Linked DNA regions of Homo sapiens: region 2 is linked to region 1. Evidence: chromatin loops called from intact Hi-C (ENCODE). Cell type or tissue: PC-3. All regions are shown on one strand. Links, peaks and the distances in the headings refer to the core of each region. The heading gives the core; the rest is flanking DNA.

What was found. Hi-C counts contacts between places; a loop is a spot of excess contacts. Peaks named below come from ENCODE experiments on the same cell type or tissue, not always from the same donor. Only the 100,000 strongest peaks of a DNase experiment are listed, where the experiment ranks them.
Region 2: it touches region 1 in a loop (2.5-fold over the local background); 3 of 110 quality-filtered maps call a loop at or near these places.

The regions. Positions count from the first base shown.
Region 1 is chr5:65,212,013-65,217,401 of GRCh38, reverse strand. It overlaps ADAMTS6 (ADAM metallopeptidase with thrombospondin type 1 motif 6), which reads left to right. Exons shown (of 25, transcript NM_197941.4): 19 at 1,915-2,078; 20 at 2,470-2,608. Among named protein-coding and RNA genes, the nearest start is that of ADAMTS6, 270 kb to the left of the region's middle. In PC-3, for the core only: CTCF peaks have their summits at 3,069 and 3,273 (motif pointing left); no DNase peak of the experiment used is centred there.
Region 2 is chr5:65,155,976-65,161,364 of GRCh38, reverse strand. All of the region lies in intron 24 of ADAMTS6 (ADAM metallopeptidase with thrombospondin type 1 motif 6), which reads left to right. Among named protein-coding and RNA genes, the nearest start is that of ADAMTS6, 320 kb to the left of the region's middle. In PC-3, for the core only: no CTCF peak of the experiment used is centred there; a DNase peak (open chromatin) is centred at 2,944; H3K27ac peaks cover 1,528 bases.

The DNA.
Region 1 (5,389 bases), core at 166-5,165:
TCATTTAGTAGTTGTAAAAAAAAAAAAAGGAAGTGAGAGCTCAAACTGAAGGAGAATTTAAAGCCACATAGTTGTTTTTATCTTTATTTTTACTATTTCATATATGACAGTCTCAGATGTCCTTATAAAACCAAATGTTTTAAACTAGACAGAAAACCACTGCAAGTGAGAGTTGAAAATAAAAAATTTTAAGTACACAAAAAGTTCAAGGCCAGGTATTTCTTCTATTTGCTTGTTCCTATCTCAAAAGGTTAATTAGATTTATTTTGAAGATTAAATGAATCTTCAAAACATGTCTGAAGTTAAGAAACTACAAATATTTTTGCCAGGCAAATGGGGGTCGGGAGATGACAATGGTCTGTAGTATGAAGGACAAGAGCTGGAGGTCTAGGGAGTCAGAGACTCTGCACCATGACCCTTTAGTCCTTTTGGGCTACTTGTTTATCAGGTCTGACGAATCAAAGTTTTTGCAGTCAGCTAGCATACTAACAAAATATTAAGCTGACATGTTTATTTGTTTCCTGTTTGTTTATAGGAGTTTTTGTACGGTAGTACTAAAAATACTTTTTCAGCTACATGTGCTTTTAAACTGTGTGTGTGTGTGTGTGTGTGTGTGTGTATTTCTTGTAAGAGATTTTTTTAAAGTATGCATGTTTATCTATCAATATTTTTTCTGAGTTTTTTGTCATGCTTAGAAATTTTTCACAACACAATATTATGAGAAAAAAAGTTCTTTTATATTTTCTCCTGACATTTTAAGATTTAACTATTTTTATATTTAAATATTTACCCATCTGGCATTTATCCTTTCTCTTTTTTTAACTTTGTTTTTATTGAGGTGAAATTAACATTACATAAAATTAACCATTTGAAGTGAACAATTAAGTGGCGTTTGAAACATTCCAAACATTTACATCACCCCAGAAAAAAACCCATATCCATTAAGCAGGTGAATCCCCATTCTCCCCATTCCCCATCCCCTGGCAACTACCCATCTGCTTTCTGTCTCTGTGGCTTTTTACCTACTCTGGACATTTTATATAGATGGAAGCATACTATATGTGATCTTTCCTGTCTGGTCTCTTCCATTTAATGTTTTTGAGTTTCATCACATTATAGCTTGTTATCAATACTTCATTACTTGTTATGGCTGCATAACATTCTGTTACATTATAATACCACAATTTGTTTATTTATTCATCCACTGATGAACATTTGTGTTGTTTTGATTTGGTGCTACTGGAAATAGTGCTACTATGAATATGTGTGTCCAAGTATTTGTTTGAGTACCTGTTTTCAATTCTTTTGGATATGTGCCTAGGAGTTGAATTGTGGCATTTATTCTTATATAAAGAAAGAAATATAAATTCAGCATTTTTTTGCCAAAAGAATAGTCTTTTGCCTTAGCCCCATTTCTTGTTCTTTCCTTTACTAATTTAAGATACTTCCTTTATCATAAACAGAATTCCCATATGAACTTGGGTCTATTTCTTAAATCTCTTTGATTCGTGTTCTGTCGATCAGTCTGTGTCCAAGTGCAACAGGTTGTCCCCACCCCATATCCATTTAATTACTATTTCAGTATTTGGAAAGGAAAGCCTGCTCCCCACCCTCATGTTAAGTCTCATCCCTAGTTATTCCTTTTCTCATAATTTTCCTTGTTACTTCCACATGTTTATTCCTCCAGGTTAACCTTTCGTTGCTTTCTATTAGTGACATTATAAATACTTAAGTAATATCTTCTTACCATTCACATGAAAAATACCATTTTAATTTGTACTTAAGAATATGGTCAAGAGTCACATCTCTAAATGGAAATCGGTATTCATTGTATACTTTATTGCAGTAATTAATCAGTGACACTTTGGTAAATGAAATTTCACATTTTTAGGTGAATTGTGATTTGTTTTCTAGCTTTAAAATCTGAAGGAGATGATTACTATATTAATGGTGCCTGGACTATTGACTGGCCTAGGAAATTTGATGTTGCTGGGACAGCTTTTCATTACAAGAGACCAACTGATGAACCAGAATCCTTGGAAGCTCTAGGTCCTACCTCAGAAAATCTCATCGTCATGGTAAATGCGTCTTTGCCATTGTATTTCTTCTGTTTTTAATTCCCCCTTGTGAGGTAGGAAGGGGCAGGTTTTATTATCTCTGCTTTACAGGTGATGAAATTAAGGTAAATAAAGATAAAATGATTTACCCAAGGGTGTTAGAGCTGTGCAGAGTTAAGGCCATAGTGCTCTTGCTTGAATAGTATTTTTATAACCAAACAAGACAGATGAAAGCAATGGCTCCAAAATACCCATGAAAATGGGAGGAGAAAATTTGATATAAATGCATGTGTTTTATATTAAGTTTCCTGTAAGACTTGTTTTGACATTTTCTTCTTCAAAAGGAATAATAAATATCTGAATGAAGGCTCATTGTATTTTAATTGTCTTCACCAGTTGTTTTCAATGGCAGGTTCTGCTTCAAGAACAGAATTTGGGAATTAGGTATAAGTTCAATGTTCCCATCACTCGAACTGGCAGTGGAGATAATGAAGTTGGCTTTACATGGAATCATCAGCCTTGGTCAGAATGCTCAGCTACTTGTGCTGGAGGTAAGATGCCCACTAGGCAGCCCACCCAGAGGGCAAGATGGAGAACAAAACACATTCTGAGCTATGCTTTGTGTTTGTTAAAAAAGCTAATTGGAAACATTTCTTGCAGGTTTGCTTCAAGCTGTAATTTAGCAAAAGAAACTTTGCTTTAATTATATTATATTCCATTTGTTTTCAACCTCATGTAATTTGTGCAGATTTGTTGGTAAAATACATCTTGGCACAATGAGTGTCTCTGCTGGTGCTTCTCCCAAGACTATCTTGAAGGTGGGCTGTTTGCCTTTCGTGAACACATTCTTGGTAAAGAACATCAAAAGTTTTAAAAAAGAAAATGAGCAAGAATCAGACATCACAGATGCAACTTCTTGTAATGGGAGATGAGAATGTACGGCTGTGTGCTTGTTGTGTGTGTTTGTGTGCCTGTGTGTTTGCCACAATCCTATTCAAACTCCCTTCTCCTGCCATCAAAGTTAAGGGGCTGTATACTGGGATGCTACAATAATTACTGGTATCTGGGTTCTGGGTTAATGGTGTATACTGACCCCATTACAGTCCCTCAGAGGTAGCTGCTAGGCGGTGGTTGGTGATGTGTTGGTTGTCCCATGTGCGTTTTTCATGGGTGCCTTTTCCCTACAATTTACTCTATTCCTAATCCTCCTCCCTCTAGTGGCCACCAATGCAATTCTTTACCTCTGGCTGGGAGAGCAGGACAGTTGGCTTCCTTCAAAGCCAACACCCTTGCTGCTGCATGGACTGGTGAGTAGAAGTGCTGTGCAAGCAGCATCTTCCTTCTCTCTGGAGACTAAATGCATCGCCTCCACCGTACACCTTGATCCTAACAGGCAAGGAAACAAACCTGTCCTTCAGGCCTAGGCTGGACTAGATCACCTCACCATTCCAGAAGCAAAGATTAAATTTTAAATAGTGATATTTATTTTGGGAAAAATTAAAATAAAGTAAATCATCCAATACATTACCTATACTCCTTTTTTAAACTATGCAGAAATATATGATTTTTATATAGACTTCATCCTGTCTTGTATTTGCATCTTCTGATTTTCAAGTCTTAAATCAGAGAGGTTATTTTTAGAGAAATAATTAACATATAATCTATTCAGTATTTTTATTTTATTTTATTACTTATTACTTTTTTTTTTTTGAGACAGGTTTTTGCTCTGTTGCCCAAGCTGGAGTGCAGTGACACGATCATGGCTCACTGCAGCCTCAACCTCCTGGGCTCAAGTGATCCTCCCACCTCAACCTTCTGAGTAGCTAGGGAGCACGCCACCACACCTGGCTAATTTTAAAAATTTTTGTAAAGACAGGATCTCACTGTGTTGCCTAGGCTTGTCTGGAACTCCTGGCCTCAAGCATTCCTCCTGCCTCAGTCTCCCAAAATGCTGGGATTATGGGCATGGGCCATCACGCCCAGCCTAATTCAGTATTTTTAGTCTCATACAGAATTAAAGCAATGATTAACTACAACTCCAATTTCAATATAAAGTCTATACAACATGAAAAAAACAAAAAAGATGAATAATAATATATTAATGTACTCTACTGTGTAAAGTATCATGAAACATGGTTATGTATAATTCGTGACATATTTTAAAAGATCTCTAGTTCCCATCCATTTTATGTGTAAAATGGCTGGTGATTTGTAATGTAAAGTTTTTAAAGCCATAGGACATTACCATTTTTAAATAAAGAAATATTTGCAACTAATTGATCAAGTATATGCCATTGCATTATTTTTAGTGGCATTTATACATATATCTATCTTTTATCCAATTCAATTCTTTTTATTCTATAAATTAACTTTTCCCTTTGCATATTCCAACAAAAAGTCTTCTAGAACAATACATACATAATTCAGGCCCTGAGGCAAGGTGGGATAAACTTATTAAAGAATAATTTAAATAATTTGAAGTTTAGGAAATCTAATAAGGATAGTCTAAAGTTAAAGTGGATTAGCTTGGAGAAAAGAAAGCTAAGGGGATGCATATTAGCATACGACAGAAGGTTGAATGGGAAATTCTTAGAGCCGCTTCATCTTTGTACTGAAATTGCTATATTTGGGGATGGTTTAGATACAGTCTTGTCTGAGACCAAGAAAGGATTAAATGAATTCTTAATGTTCCTTCAATCCTATGATTCTATTTGTTCAGAAAGGAGATAATCCAACAAAAAAGCAAAGAAGAAGAAGAGGAAAAAGGCCATGAGAACTGAATTTGGAAGAAAAAAATATAATTTTGTTGAAGTCAGAAAGTAAAAAGTCTAAATGAGTGTTATTTTTTTCCATAACACTTGCATTGAGAAATAGAAGTGATTTCTTGTGGTAGGGGGTAAAAAAAAAAAAAAAAAAAAAAAGAGAGAGAAAAGCCTCTGGAAGGGAGAGCTTTCTCTTCCTTGTTATTTATTCTTCTTTCTGTGATCTGGAGCTACTGGTCTTAGATACTGGAGGTGGTTCTGGGAACTCACATTAGGGTTGGTTGTGGGTGATTATGAGCATTCTTGAGGCTATTGCCTTCTTCAAATGAGGGATATAGAGGGCATGGTGTAAAGAGCTGCCATTTGTTTCGGTAAGTGGTTCTTAAAGTCTGGTCCCGCCAGCAGCATCAACATCATTTAGAAACTTGTTAGAAATGCTAATTTGAGCACCCCATTACAGACCTACTGAACAGAAACTCTTCGAGTGGGGCGCATTAATCTGCGTTTCAACAAGCCCTGCAGGTGATTTTGTTGCTCGCTCAAGTTTGTGTACCACTGGTCTTGGCTGAC
Region 2 (5,389 bases), core at 230-5,229, 56 kb after region 1:
TAACATAGATTTCAAAAGAGACAAGGAGGCCGGGCACGGTGGCTCACGCCTGCAATCTCAACATTTTGGGAGGCCAAGGGGAGAGGATTGCTTGAGCCCAGGAGTTTGACACCAGCCTGGGCAACATAGGGAGACACCTTCTCTACAAAAAATTTAAAAACTAGCTGGGTATGGTGGCACGCATCTGTAGTCCAGCTACTTGGGAGGCTTAGGTAGGAGGATCACTTGAGTTTGGGAGGTCGAGGTTGCAGTGAGCCATGATCACACCATTGCACTCCAGCCAGGGTGACAGAGTGAGACTCTGTCTCAAAATAAATAAATAAATAAAAAGAGAGAGAGAAGAGGTTCTAGTGTGAAAATAATGCAAACGTGGTCTGTTACGGTTTGTAGGAGGCAGATCAAGGAAGAAAAGAGGCCGGGCATGGTGGCTCACGCCTATAATCCCAGCACTTTGGGAGGCTGAGGTGGGTGGATCACATGAGATCAGGAGTTCAAGACCAGCCTGACCAACATGGAGAAACCCTGTCTCTACTAAAAATACAAAATTATCCGGGCATGGTGGCACATGCCTGTAATCCCAGCTACTTGGGAGGCTGAGGCAGGAGAATTGCTTGAATTTGGGAGGCAGAAGTTGCGGTCAGCTGAGATCACGCCATTGCACTCCAGCCTGGGCAACAAGAGCAAAACTCTGTCTCAAAAAAAAAAAAAAAATGGAGGAAAGAAATGCCTTTTAGCAAGGAAAAGTTAAGAAGAAAGTTGGAGGCCGGGCGCGGTGGCTCACGCCTGTAATCCCAGCACTTTGGGAGGGCGAGGCGGGCAGATCACGAGGTCAGGAGATTGAGACCATCCTGCCTAACATGGTGAAACCCCATCTCTACTAAAAACAAAAAATTAGCCGGGCGTGGTGGTGGGCACCTGTAGTCCCAGCTACTCGGGAGGCTGAGGCTGGAGAATGGCGTGAACCCGGGAGGCGGAGCTTGCAGTGAGCCGAGATTGCGCCACTGCACTCCAGCCTGGGCGACAGAGCGAGACTCCTCTCAAAAAAAAAAAAAAAAGAAAGTCGGAGAAGGAGCAGTTTCTGGTTAATGCAGGAGAGTGGAAGAGGTGGAAGAGGATCCCCTTTCCTCCAGCACAGTCAGATTCCCATGACTCATAGTACGAGGCTACTGAAAAACCACTTCAACTCTACCCCAAGACAGGGCAGGATTTGGGGAGACGTATTGAGATCTAAAATAGTCTTTCAGTTGAATCTCTATGAATTAAATGGGCCACAGATAGAATGTTGAGAATTGTTTTGACTACCAAGGTTTGGGTAATGGTCTCCCTCCTATCAGTATTTCATTATGAAAAAAATTAGAAGTTTCAAACATACAGCAAAGCTGAAAGAATTTTACAGTGAACATCCACCATCTAGATTATATTACTTTTAATGGCAAAAACTGAAATTACTTTTGCACCAAACCATAGCATTATCATTTACTGAACATGCTTTTTCATATATGTGCATATATCTGCCCATCCATTCCTCAAGCTTATGATTTTTTAAATAACATCCTACATTCATCCAATCATTAATTTATTTACTTAGCAAACATACTTACCATGTGCTAGGCACCAAGACTATGAACGCAATACAACAGGTTCCCTGTTCTCAAAGGTTTAGTAGGATTGGCAACATACAAATAATTTTGACAATATGAGCAGTACTGTTCCAGGCGTGGCAAGAAGTGACCATGAGTGCACAGAGGAGCAGGTAATCAGCAGAAGCATCACAGAGAAGGCAAGCTGAGCTGGACATGGAAGGTAGGAAACAGTTTACCCAGAAGACATTGAAATGCAGGGCATTCCTGACAGAGGACAAGTGTGTGCAGTCACAGGGGCATGGAGGCAGTTTGCTATCGCTGCGGTGGGTTGGGAGATGAGCAGGCAGTGCAGATGAGGCTACAGAGAGAGAGGCAGGGACTTGGTTTTGGAGACTCCACATGTAGTGGAAGGAAGCTAGGACTCTATCTTTGGGTTATAGGGAACAAGTGAAAAAAAACTGGGGTTTGATATGCTCAGGATGACAGAAGGGTAACGAAGCAGAGGGAGGGCAGCCTTGTGTGGGAGTAGAATGAGAAAGAATTTTTCTAAGAGTCCAGGCAAGAGAGGATGGAGGCGTGAACTAAGGCAGATATTGTAGGGATTAAAAGGAGAGTGATGAACTGGGGGGAAAATAATAAAATGAAAGGAGAATAAAAAGAGCCTGATGAACAGTTAGACATGGAGATGAGAGATATGGAGGCGTTCAGGATGACTCCCACATTTCAGATTTAGGTAACTGTGTACCATCATTAATCATGAAGGAATTCAGGCATCTGTAGGGAAATTAAACACATTAGTCCTCTGAAGCTTTAATAAGATAATGGAATTTGAATAAGATTAAAAAATAAAATAAATTGAGAGAGATTGAAGAAATGGAGGGAGGTCAAGCAACAAATGATAATAAGGAAATCAGAAGCAGGGTTTCAAAAAATTAAAATAGCAAGAGGGAAATGGGAGGAAGAAGAAGGGAGATACAATTTGCTGTGTTCAACATCTGCTTTAGTTTTTTGTTTCTGAAAGCCTTTGGCAAAGGGTTAAAACATTATAGGCATGATCTTGACAGACTGCCACTGATGAGGGTAACACTATGTTGCTGCTAAAAGTGAATTAAAGCCACCCTGGGTATCAGTACATTTGCAATACTACTCAGAGTAATTTTTTGAAGTACATATGTCAGTTGGGACTAACCTCCTCAAGCTCACCTGAAATTCTATCCAAAATGCCATTTTATTCATCTTTCATGCAGTTTCAAGTTCCCTTGTAGTTTATATAGTGAGTCTTTTCAGCTTCTCAATAGTACAAGGAACTCTGTCACAGAGTATTTATTGCTGTCAGGTCGTGATTCATGGTGTGCCATGGGCTGGTAACCAATCCAGGAAAGGTGTGGTTAGTGTACAATGGTTTACCAGCCCAGGATGTCTAATAGTGGCTTTGGTGGCTCTTAGACTCCCTCATGTAAATAGCTCTGGGAAAGCTTAGGCAGCTCCAGAAATCTCAAACCAAGAATTTTGGTCAAACTAGCTACTGCATTTGGGTTTTAATGTGGAACCTGATGTATTAAAATCAGTAAAGGAACGATAAAGGTCATTTGAAGGCTTTGGTTTCAAAGAGGTGAGGAAGGCCAGTTTTTTTCTTTACCACTTCAAAGAGTTCGTAATTCACTTAGCATGCAGGTTCACATTCCTGGCTGTCTGGTCTGGAGGGAACCCTGGATTTGGGTTGAGATTATACCACCTCCAGGTTGAATGTGGGTGGCATCCAGGGAATAAGACTAAATAAAAAGAAACTTGAGAAAGCAAAGAGAGAAAGGAATGGTCTAGTCTATGGGAAATTGAAATCAGTGTAAAGTTCGATAGCTGATATCATCTTGCTTCAAGGATAAAAATAAGCTGGTGTACTGTTCTGTTACAATGAATAATGTTAGGTTCCCAAGCAAAAGTTGCCATTTCATCCTTTTCTAGTCTGAATATGTAAAATGTCAAGGGGTCAAGTACAACTTTATTAGGAGAAGTACACTGAGTTCACATTCCCCACCCCAACTCCTGTGCCACGCATGCACAACCTTTGCTATCTCACTTCTCATCAGGTTCTGCATTTCCATGGGCAGTTTGTCAGAAGCACAGCTGTTTGTACTTTTTAAATCCAAAAGATAGACCTTTAGGTGCTTAAGTCATAACTCTTCACTTACTGTTTTCTTCTTCTGAACCACATAAGGAGTTTACAGAAACAGAGGGCATGCATTCTCCAAAGAGAGATGCTGATGGTCCAACCTGGTCATGAAGGGTATCTCCCAACTCCAGTGAGACAAGTAGGCAAGCTTTGTAACATTCAGTGACATAAATGCAAAAGCCCTGCATTTGAGGACTTGGTCTTGTATTTCTTGGACCAAATCAAGCCTTCAAAGTCACAATTAATCTGAATCTAATTGCATTCTAAATTCATAAACCTCTATTCAGTATATTTTGAAAGCAAGTCTTTTAGGTCAGAGTTTTGAAAGATTAATGTAAAGCACCTGGGGAAAAACTCATTGGCACATCAATGTTAAGTAGATTCATGTGTTGCCTATGAAACAGGTTGTCTAATTTTATCATTCAACTCTACCAAAACCCAGATTACCAATGAGAACCACTCCAGCATGCCTGGCAAATTACTTCAGATTCTAATAATGGATCCAGTTCACATTTCAGCGCCTAGGGGCTGGCTTTCAGCCCTTGATGTCTTCCCAAGTCTCTCTGAGAAGAATTTGGGAATTCTCCGTAAAGTCATTCCCACCAGAAGTCTCTAGTCCTGGGTAAAGTGTAACTTTTCTTTCAGGGGTGGAGTGGGGTGTAAAAAGAGGAGAGAATAATTAGGTTTACAAAATGTTAACTAGAAACCACAAGATAAGGACCTCTTACCTTTCCAATATCCTCACAGGAAAAGGGTAGAAAGGGTGTCTTGTCATTCTTCTCCTAGGAGAGTACTTAGCTGGTACATGATGATAGTCGAAGAGAAAATAAGCCTCCTTCATCTTAAAATCCTTGACCCACTGGCTTAGATTCCACTACTTAGAAAGCAGTAAGTAGATAGATATAAGTGTGTTTGCATGAAGAAAGTATGACAGTAAAGCTCAAACCTTCAAAACAAATTAACTACAGAGTGATTATAATACCAAAAAAACCTGAAACTAAGTAATTCTTTTGAATGGACCTCTTAGTATTATTTATTTGCTGCACATTATGCACTACTTGGGTATAGAGGAATTTTGAATTTTTAAACATTTTAAGTATCAGCTAGAAATCAATGCCAACTGTAAATCATTCAGAAATTAAAACAGAACATTTGTTATTGTTTTAATTTCAATGGGATATGTGATTTAACTTATATACAGCTTTTCCAGAATATTTTTGGTGGTGGTGGTGGTTTTTTTTTGGTGTTTTTTGTTTTTGTTTTTTTGGTTTTTTGTTTGTTTTGTTTTGTTTTCGTTTTTTTGTGTTTTTTTTAAACAATAGTAAGTTGTACTGCTCAAGGGTAGAAGAGAAAAGGCTTTCATAATTTCACTGGGCTTTAAGGATGAGGCAGATTAATGAAATAAGTTTTATAATTAAGGCCTCTCAACGACATCAGCATAATTGCAATGAGCACAGCAAATCAGTCCTCTCTAGCTAAGCTAAAAGTGGTAGATGGGTTGAATGCCCCAATATAATTTAAAACTGGTACTAATATTTTGAAGATTACTTTCAGTTTTCTGTAATAATGGGGCTTTAAAACTTCTTGGTGTGTCTAAAATCACCTTTTCACTTGTGTACTTTTACAAAATTTGAGG